Regions from separate parts of the Homo sapiens genome. Here region 2 is linked to region 1. A link is an interaction called in ENCODE POLR2A ChIA-PET data of the cell type or tissue named here. Cell type or tissue: PC-9. All regions are shown on one strand.

Region 1 (5,000 bases):
ATACTCACACTAGACTGGTCTAACACGTATAAGTCCAACAACAGCAATTATTGGAGAGGATGTGGAGCAAATAAATTCTGCATTTTGCTGGTAGCAGTGTAAACCAGTTTGACCACTTTGAAAATAATTTGGCACTGATCTCTCAGAACTTAGCATATATATTCTAGATGGGCATCAAGAAATAGGTCCAAGAATGCTTCCCCAGCAGTAATATTTGTAATAGTCAAGAACTGATAATGGATGTCCACTGTCAACAGAAAGGATAAACTAAAACTGAACACAATGAAACGTTTTTCTGTATAAAGATACAGATTAGACATTAATATGATTACAAGGTAAATTACTGTTTAATAGAAGGCTTCCACTAGTTTGTAAATTCAACTCATTCAGCTATGTTTATTCTAGTACGTTTTGCCCATTTTAGCTAGTTCTAGAGCACTTAAAAAAATTAAAGTGATGAAAATACTTTTCACACACTCAAAAGACTCATTTTAATCACAAGTTTCAACCTCTTCTAGCCATATATTTTTAAAAAGCTGAAAACTAGGCCAATATAGGCTTACCCTATCGCTACTGCTGCTCACACCCAAGTCAAAGAATAAGTTGTTTTGTTTTGTTTTTTTCCCTCAACTTTTTATTTTAGAATCGGGGGCACGTGTGCAGGTTTGTTACAAAGACACACTGCGTGATGCTGAGGTCTGGGGTACAAATGAACCCATGACTCACTCAGCACAGGTTCTTTTTAAGCCCTTGTCCCCACCTCTCCCCATCCTAGGTAGTCCCCAGTGTCTTATTTATTGGTCCCATCTTTATGGCCATGTGCACCCAATGTTTAGCTCCCACTTGTAAGTGAGAATATGTGGTATTTGTTTAAGCACACTTCTCCTTCACGGCGCTCAATGAACTTATTTACCAGTGCAGCTTCCCGTAGACTGTAAGCTACACTTGGGCAGGGACTTGTCGGACTGTTCGTGTATTTCGCCAGTGCCTGCTAGCGCTTGGTACACAAGCAGTTGTGCAAGTTACTGAGTAAACAAATGATAGCCACAAGGTAAGGGACAAAGAAGGAAATGTTATAAGATTCCAGACAACCCAAGTTACAGAGCAAATGGCAGAAAAGCCTGTATTTGCAAATCTCTATCCAGGGGAATCCTGCACTCCCACCACCTTCTCATTCATTCAATAACTTATTTATTATACACCCACCACATGCCAAGAGGGGACTGACAGAGAACTGAACACACATACCAAGTTCCTCCACTCAGTTTTACACTACAGTGGAGAGAGACGAGAGACATAAAGTAGATAATACGATGTCCGGTGATGATAAGCAGAATGAAAGAAAGTGAGTTAAGACAGTGAGTGGTTTGTGTGGTCAAAGAAGGCTTCTCTGATATAGTGACACTTAAGCAATAACCAGAATGAACTGGGGGGTGAGCCATGTGGACATCAAGTTCTTTTTTTGTGTTATTATTATTTTCTTTTTTCCTTTTTTTAAGACAGGGTCCTGCTGTTGCCCAGGCTGGAGTGCAGTGGCGCAATCACAGCTCACTGCAGCCTGGACCTCCTGGGCTCAAGTGATCCTCCCATCTCAGCCTCCCAACAGTCTGGGACTACAGGTGTGCACCATCATGACTGGTTAATTTTTTTGTAGAGATGGAGTTTTGCCATGCTGCCCAGGGTGTGTCAGGTTCTTTTGACTTTAACTTACAATGAATTGAAAAGCTACTGGGATGCTCTGAATAGAGACACCTGACATTTACTATGTATCTACATGAAAGTTTAGAATTATATATGATATATTACACATTATTCATATTACTCTAAACTTTCATGTACAATATAGTAAGTCAAACATCCTAAAGTAGAAATGAATTGTGCGTATGTCATAGGTACGGCTCTTATTCCAAGAAAGCTAAAACTTACTTTTAAATCCCTAACTTAAACTTGTCTTTTGACACAACTTTAAATTATCTACCTCCACCATGTTACATGCAATTTTTTTCCTTATATAGTTAATAGCTAGCTTAAAAAAAAAATCAGGCCGGGCGCGGTGACTCACGCCTGTAATCCCAGCACTTTGGGAGGCTGAGGCAGGCAAATCCCAAGGTCAGGAGTTTGAGACCAGCCTGGCCAACATGGTGAAACCCCGTGTCTACTAAAAATACAAAAAATTAGCTGGGCATGGTGGCGGGTGCCTGTAATTCCAGCTACTAGGGAGGCTGAGGCAGGAGAATAGCTTGAACCTGGGAGGCAGAGGTTGCAGTGAGCTGAGATTGCGCCACTGCACTCTAGCCCAGGCATCAGTGCGAGACTCTGTCTCAAAAAAATCAGCCAGCTTGTTTTTGGCACAGCTAACGATTTCCATTTTTGTCTATTTTAACACAGAGATCCATGATTCTTACCACTGGACCAGTTTTTCCTCATTTTTATAAAATAAAAAACCCAAAATGCAAACACTTAAATAACTGCACAAACACTTACTATATATAACTTATAAAATGCATAATGCATAAATGAGCAAGACCATCTGTTTCTATGGATATCCAATAGCCAAAAGTCACCTTGCTAAATTCTACACCCAAGGCAACAGCAGCCCATCTGAGAAATTTGCTCCTTCTGGGAACTATCAACATCATTCAGCATGAGCAATTTAGTTGATTATATATTTTTAAAAAGCAGACTATAAACAACAGACAAGGCTATACCCGAGCTTCCCCTCTAGTTCCACTCCCCTTCTTTTCAAGCCCTACCTTAAAAAAAATAATAATAATCAAGCAACAAAAAAAAAATCCTCAGATTAATCTATCCATTTCATTAAGACCCTTGGACCACAGTTTTGCATTATATTTAACCACACGTGCCTGGGTAAACTTTGTTTTTCCTAAGTCAGTAAAAGGAACCAGACTGGGCCTACAATCTGGCCTAAACTCTACATATATTTTAAACTCTAATACGCCCACTTTGTTAACGTTCAGCTGCTTCTCTAAACAAACGAAGTCCAAACTTGAGGTAGGTCTACACGTAAGCACAGTGACAAGAGGGGACTGTCAAAAGTACACTGCGCAGTGCAGTGGTGTCTGCATGAAGGCAAGAGGTGGTATCCTAAAGCTGGTGGGTAGGGCTGAGCAAGGTGGGCATTTAGGGTGCAGATCAACTGGAATGAGGATGGAGTCCCCAAAGGCGGGCAGCCTGGAATGGTATAAACAGGATGTGCAGAGGTAGGGTGTGGAATCCATGCAAAGGGTGGCTGCACAATATCACAGTGGGGACTGAGGAGAGATGATACCGTATCACAGCAACGGAGTGCCTCATAGGGGTTCAACAGAAACGTGTGGAGTAAATGATGGAACAGTGCACCTATACTTAACGGCATTTAATAGTCTTTACAGGCATGTTAAAGGCTGCCTGAACCAGTCACTAAGCCCACAATTCTATGGTCTCCATCTCTTTGGGGCAAGTTAAGATACTCCTGACTTGACTTCCTGAATTTCCATCATGCCGCCTTTTAACAGCACTGACCCGGTTAGGCAATCAACTTCTCTGACTTGGAATTGCATCAACACCTTACTACCACCAATAAACCTCTTCTCTACTCTTCTCTAAACCACAGGACTGTCAAGAGCTTTTCAGTGTAAATCATATCAGTTCTAGCTAAAACTCCGTCAAGAGATCCTCCAAACCTTTAAGAAGCTGGCCTGCCTTTCTAGTTTCATTTCTCTCTGCCCCAGGACAACACTTGTCACAGTCAGGCAAATCTCCAAAATTAAGTGCTGGATTTCCTCTCCACATCTTCACACCTTTAAAAATGAAAATGCTGGCCGGGCGCAGTGGCTCACGCCTATAATTCCAACACTTTGGGAGACCAAGGCAGGAGGATCACCTGAGGTCAGGAGTTCAAGACCAGCCTGGCCAACATGGTAAAACCCTGTCTCTACTAAAAACACACAATTAGCCGGGTGTGGTGGCACACGCATGTAATCCCAGCTACTCGCAGGGCTGAAGCAGGAGAACTGCTTGAACCCAGGAGGCAGAGGTTGCAGTGAGCCAAGATCACGCCACTGTACTCCAGCATGGGCAACAGAGCGAGACCTCTATCTCAAAAAAAAAAAAAAAAAAAGGAAATGCTATCATTTCTTCTGTCTAGTGTGCACTTATGCCCCTGGTCCAGCCAGCAAACTCCTACTCATTCTTCCACATTTCAATCAAATGTCAACCATCTTCAACTCTTTGTTTCTACCTAGGAAAGCTAGCACCTTCTGCTGAGTCCCAACGGGAACATCAGAATACTGACTCAGTGGTACATGGGAGATGCTTGATGTAAAAATCATATGAGTCAACTGTACTCTTCTCCAATAAGTGAACATTTTTCAGTTTCTCAGTCTGCCACCCTCCAGATTACACATGATGGCAGATTGTACTTCATTCACTCCTTTGTTGCTGAAATCTCAAGCCATGGTTTCATCAAGTAATTTTCCATGATCACTTAATATTTAAACTCATTGTTCTAATCTATGTTATTGGGAATTATTTACGCTTCCTCAACATGAAATGTCTCTCTACAGGCCACATTTTCTAGGCATATCCCATAAGTTATATCTCTCATTAAATGGGTTTTACTTAGACACAGCCCAAAAAAACTAGTATAGTATTAATGTTTTAAGCGTTGAATTACAGTTTATTAAATGAAGCAGCCTACAAAGGCAGACAGGTGTGGTAAATATTGTCTGGAGACAAGAGATCTAGCTAAAACTTGGCTACTGTAATAACTGGCTATGGGACCTTAAACACTTGACTTTACTTCTGTAGACCCCAGTGTTTCTACCTCTAAAAAGGAAGAGTTGCCTAGGAAAACTACACATAAATTATTTGCTCACATGTTCATTTTTTCTGTCTCTCCATTACAGTATGAGATTCCTGAACCTTTCACTCCTGGTACATTCCCAGACAAAAAGCTGTTCAATATAAAACGTAAATGAAAACTCAGTAGATAAACACGA
Region 2 (5,000 bases), 600 kb before region 1:
ACGAATGAGTCTTTTTTTTTTTTTTTTTGATGGAGTCTTGCTCTGTCACCCAGGCTAGAGTGCAGTGGTGTGATCTTGGCTCACTGCAACCTCCACCTCCCGGGTTCAAGTGATTCTCCTGCCTCAGCCTCCTGAGTAGCTGGGATTACAGGTGCCTGCCACCATGCCCGGCTAATTTTTGTATTTTTAGTAGAGACGGTGTTTCACCATCTTGGCCAGGCTGGTCTTGAACTCCTGGCCTCATGATCCACCTGCCTTAGCCTCCCAAAGTGCTGGGATTACAGGCGTGAGCCACTGCACCTGGCCAGCAGTGAGCCTCTTAAGCAATGGTGTAGAACAGTAGTCCCCAACCTTTTTGGCACCAGGGACTGATTTCATGGAGGACAATTTTTTCCATGACTGCTAGGGTGTGGGGGATGGCTTCAGGATGAAACTGTCCCACCTCAGATCATCAGGCATTAGATTCTCAAAAGAAGCACTCAACCTATATCCCTCACATGTGAAGTTCACAATGGGGTTTGTGCTCCTATGAGAATCTGATTTGACAGGAGGCAGAGCTCAGGCGGGAATGCTCACTCGCCTGCCACCCACCTCTTGCTGTGCAGCCTGGGTCCTAACAGGCCATGGACTGGTACTGGTCCACAGCCTGGGTGTTGGGAACACCTGGTGTAGAAGACTGGATCTCTAACTTAGTGGGAAAATAATGGATCTTTACTTAACCTCACATACAAAGCAGGACTCTAGAGAAAGTAAAGTTCCAAATGTCAAAGGTAAAAATAGGAAGCTAGAAGAAAATGTAAAAGAATTTTTGTAAGATACAGGCAGAGAAGGTCTTGTTATACCAGGATTCAAATGCCTAACCCATTGCTTCTCGGGCTTCTGGCTAAGATCAAGTGTCGTATCAAATGCATAATCCATAAGGCCACAATCATTGTAAATTACATCGAAACTAAGATGCTATTGTCCAGGGACACCAGGAACAAATCGGAAAGAGATATGAGAAAAGGCAACGATAATTGCAGTATCTAAAAGAGATATGCAATTAATTGCTCTAGAATGAACAGAAGCGTCTGTGAGTCAGCAAGACTGACGGAGGGACGAAGCCAGGGTAAGGGAGGAGTCTGCACCCCCCATCGCCAGGTTCTCCAGGCAGCCACAGCCACAGGCTGTTTAGAGCCTGGGGTCAGTGGGACCCAGGAGGAGGCTGCTAGGGTTGAGGCCGGTGGAGCTGCCCCTGCGGCCCCGGGCGGGGCTGAGCCAGGGAGGTGCACTCAGGACTGCAGCAGCCCCAGGAGATGCCCCGAGGCCTGGCCCAGCTCCTCAGTTTCCCTCTGCAGGTCAGGCTTGGGTATTCCCTGGGGCACGCCAAGCCTACAGAGGACAGAGGGGATCTGTCTGTGTGTGATGGGGGGCCATAGGGCGGGGCTTCTTTCTTCTGGCCAGGCCCTGGGGGATGTGTGTGTGTGTGTGTGTGTGTGTGTGTGTTGGCCCTGGGGGTGGCCACGGTGTTTCCTGGGAACAGCATGTGTCTGTATTAGGTCCTGTGTCTGCTATAACAAGTCACCACAAACTTGGTGGCTTAAAGCAACAAAAAAGTCTTCTCTCACGGTTTCAGAGGCCAGAACCTGCAATCAGTATCAATGGGCTGAAATCAAGGGGTCGGCAGAGCTTCGCTCCCTCCTGGGGGTCTAGGGTAGAGCCTGCCTCTTCCCCACCTCCTCCGGATTCGGCGGCTGCTGGTGCTCTTGGCTGTGTAGTCCCGATCTCTGCCTCATCTTCACATCGCCTTCTCTGCTCTGTGTGCAAGCCACCCTCTACCTGCATCATAAGGATACAAGTGATTTAGGGCCCACCTGGATGATCCAGGGTCCCCTCCCACTTTAAAATCCTTAATGTAATCCCATCTGCAAAGACTTTGCCATATAAGGTAACGTACACAGGTTCCAGGGATTAGGAACTGATACCTTTGGGGGCCCTTATTCACCTCGCCACAGCGTCCCCGTGAGTACAGAGAGGGAGGGCATCCAGGCCCTCCCCCCAGCACAACCTCACATGCCCTGGGCCCCAGGGCTGCCTCACCCCTGCCTACTCCCTGGACGCTCTTGGGAGCTGGTGTCGGGATGCTGAGTCTGTGTTTGATACATCAGGAGGAAACAAAGTCCAGAGGGGCCTAAGGAGCCCAGGGCCACACAGCACAGAGTGAGGATGGCACCCCTCCTGCCACCACCGTCGCTGAATTGAGTGCTGATTCTGCATGGAGCTTTGCCTGTGCTGCCTGCCTCATGCTCCCCAGGAAAGCGCTATCATTATCACCCTCGTTTTCCTGAGGAGGGAGAAACTGAGGCTGAGAGAGGCCAGTCATCTCGGTGGAGGCCACATAATGGATCCAGAATTGGAGCTGGACAGCCGCCACAACGCCGAGTGTTAAGGAGGAACACAGTTTGCAGCTGCCCCCCACCCCTGCCAGGCTATGGCTTGTCACCATCAGCTCCATGTAAACTAGAGACTAGTGGTAAAACCACCTTTGCAAAAATTATGACGGTGAGAGAAACCTGACAGTTGGCTCCATTTTGCTTCTACCCTCACAAGCTAACCATCTTTGCTCATTCCTGGGCGTAGACCAAGCTAACTATGGGAGAAATTTAGTTTATAGTTTAACTTTAGAACAAAGATGATAACGGTTCCTTCCTGAAATGAACCCCCTCCTTGCCTGGGGACAAAAACCACCTTTGTAAAGTTAACAAATTAGCCACAAGGTTAGAATTATGGTTCTGGAGTCAAGTAGCCAGAGATCACAAGTTTGTAACTTCCTCAGTTGCTTCTATAGATGACATCATTAGGATAAAACCAAAGACTGGTGTTTGAGGTATTTTTCAGAACTTGCATTCTGAGGCACCAGCTGGTGCCGCCCAAACCCATAACCCATACAAAGAAATGGACTCACCCAGTCCTGTGACTCTACCCAGGAATTGACTCAGAGCAAGAAGACAGCTCTGGACCCTGCAATTTCACCCCTGAACCAACCAATCAGCATTCTCCATTTCCTAAGCCCCACCTGTCAAACCATCCTTTAGAAACCGTAGCCTCCAAATTCTTCTGATGGGCATTTGGGTTGGTTCCAAGTCTTCGCTATTGTACATAGTGCTGCAATAAACATACCTGTGCGTGTGTCTTTATAGTAGAATGATTTATAACCCTTTGCATATATACCCAGTAATGGGATTGCTGGGTGGAATGGTATTTCTGGTTCTAGAGAAAGGATATCTTTAATAGGGCAAAAATGCAAACTGTAACAGAAAGCGTTGATACATTTGACTACATTACAAAAAGGAATGTACACTTATGCAAAAATATTTGTAATACATATAACTGACAAAAGACATACACATTTTTATACATGTTGTCTTTCCTAAGAATCCTATGACACAATAAAAATGATAAAAAACCAAACAGAAAAATGGGCAAAAGAAATAAACAGAGATGCACAGAAATAGCACAAATGGCAAATAAATGAATGAAAAAGATGCTCAACTGCATTAGTGATAAGGGAAATGCAAATTAACCAAAATGAAATGTCATTTCCAACCCATCAGGGTGGCAAGAATTTTAAGTCAGAAAAGAGTAAACTGGCAGGGATGAAGAGCGATGAGCTTTCTTCTGCTGCTGATAAAAGTGTAAATTAGAACAATACTTTGGAGAACAGCTTGGCGTCTCCTAGATAATTTTATTTTATTTTTTTTAGGACAGAGTTTCACTCTTTTTGTCCAGGCTGGAGTGCAGTGGTGCGATCTTGGCTCACTGCAACCTCCACCTCCCGGGTTCAAGTGGTTCTCCTGCCTTAGCCTCCTGAGTAGCTGGGACTACAGGCGTGTGCCACCACAACTGGCTAATTTTGTATTTTTAGTAGAGACGGGGTTTCACCATCTTGGCCAGGCTGGTCTCCAACTTCTCACTTCAGGTGATCCACCTGCCTTGGCCTCCCAAAGTGCTGGGATTACAGGTTTGAGCCACCGTGCCCAGCCTCCTAGAGAATTTGAACATATATATCTATACCCTATCACTGAGAAATTTCATGACTAGCTATATAGTCAGAGCCTAAACACAGGTGATCTCTGTTTCCAGTGTGTTTCCATACACGCCTGGGACACGTTCTGTAAAGACAGAACGACCCCAAGTATGGGTCCTGAAAATCTTCCTCCAGGTTAGAGGGCACAGATTCTAGTAGACCCTGGGACATAGTCCTCCACTCCTCATTTTATGCCATCAGCTTGCTCCAACATACACAACATCAAGTGCGTCATTCCTTGCGTTTTCAAATAAACATTTCCTATTACAGAAGCAAAAGAGGTTTCAGAGAAACTGAAGGGGATAGAGTTGTTGCTACCCTTTGAACTTAATTGCTCACACCACTGTTGACAGAAAAAGCCAAATTCTGTGAAATATTTGAAGAGATTTGTTCAGAGCCAAATGTGAGAGCCATGACCTGTGAGTCAGCCTCAGGAACTCCTGAGAACACGTGCCCCAAGGGGTTGGTCTACAGCTTGGCCTTACACGTTTCAGTTTCAGGGAGATAGAAGACATCGGTCAATACATATGAGGTATACAGTGGTTGGGTCGGAGAGCCAGGACAATTTGAAGCAGGGGACTTATGGATCACAGGTGGCTTCAAAGGCTCTGATTGGCAATTGGTTGAAAGAGTTAAGTTATTGCCTAAAGACCTGGAATCAGTAGAAAGGAATGTCTGGGTTCAGATAAGGTATGGGGTTGTGAAGACCAAGGTTTTTATTATGTAGATGAGTCTCATAGGTGGCTGCCCTTAGAGGCAATAGATGGCAAATACTTCCTGTTGAGACCTTTCAAAGATTATCAGGCTCTCTGGAAAAGACCCAGTAAGGGAAAGAGTTTCTCTAAAAAGGCAAATTTCCCCCACAAGAGGCAGCTGTGCAGGACCATGTCAAAAACATATTTTGGGGTAAATACTTTGATTTCCTTCAGGGTCT

Evidence for each region. ChIA-PET counts read pairs that join two places held together with the same protein. Peaks named below come from ENCODE experiments on the same cell type or tissue, not always from the same donor. Only the 100,000 strongest peaks of a DNase experiment are listed, where the experiment ranks them.
Region 2: POLR2A ChIA-PET joins it to region 1 with 9 read pairs; 1 of 35 experiments calls an interaction of 5 or more read pairs at or near these places.

Annotation. Positions count from the first base shown.
Region 1 is chr14:102,687,085-102,692,084 of GRCh38, reverse strand. All of the region lies in intron 3 of RCOR1 (REST corepressor 1), which reads right to left. Among named protein-coding and RNA genes, the nearest start is that of TRAF3, 88 kb to the left of the region's middle. In PC-9, no CTCF peak of the experiment used is centred here; DNase peaks (open chromatin) are centred at 104 and 984; H3K27ac peaks cover 500 bases.
Region 2 is chr14:103,284,541-103,289,540 of GRCh38, reverse strand. No RefSeq gene overlaps it. Among named protein-coding and RNA genes, the nearest start is that of EIF5, 47 kb to the left of the region's middle. RefSeq lists an enhancer at 1,604-2,407. In PC-9, no CTCF peak of the experiment used is centred here; DNase peaks (open chromatin) are centred at 4,590 and 4,740; H3K4me3 peaks cover 380 bases; H3K27ac peaks cover 2,146 bases.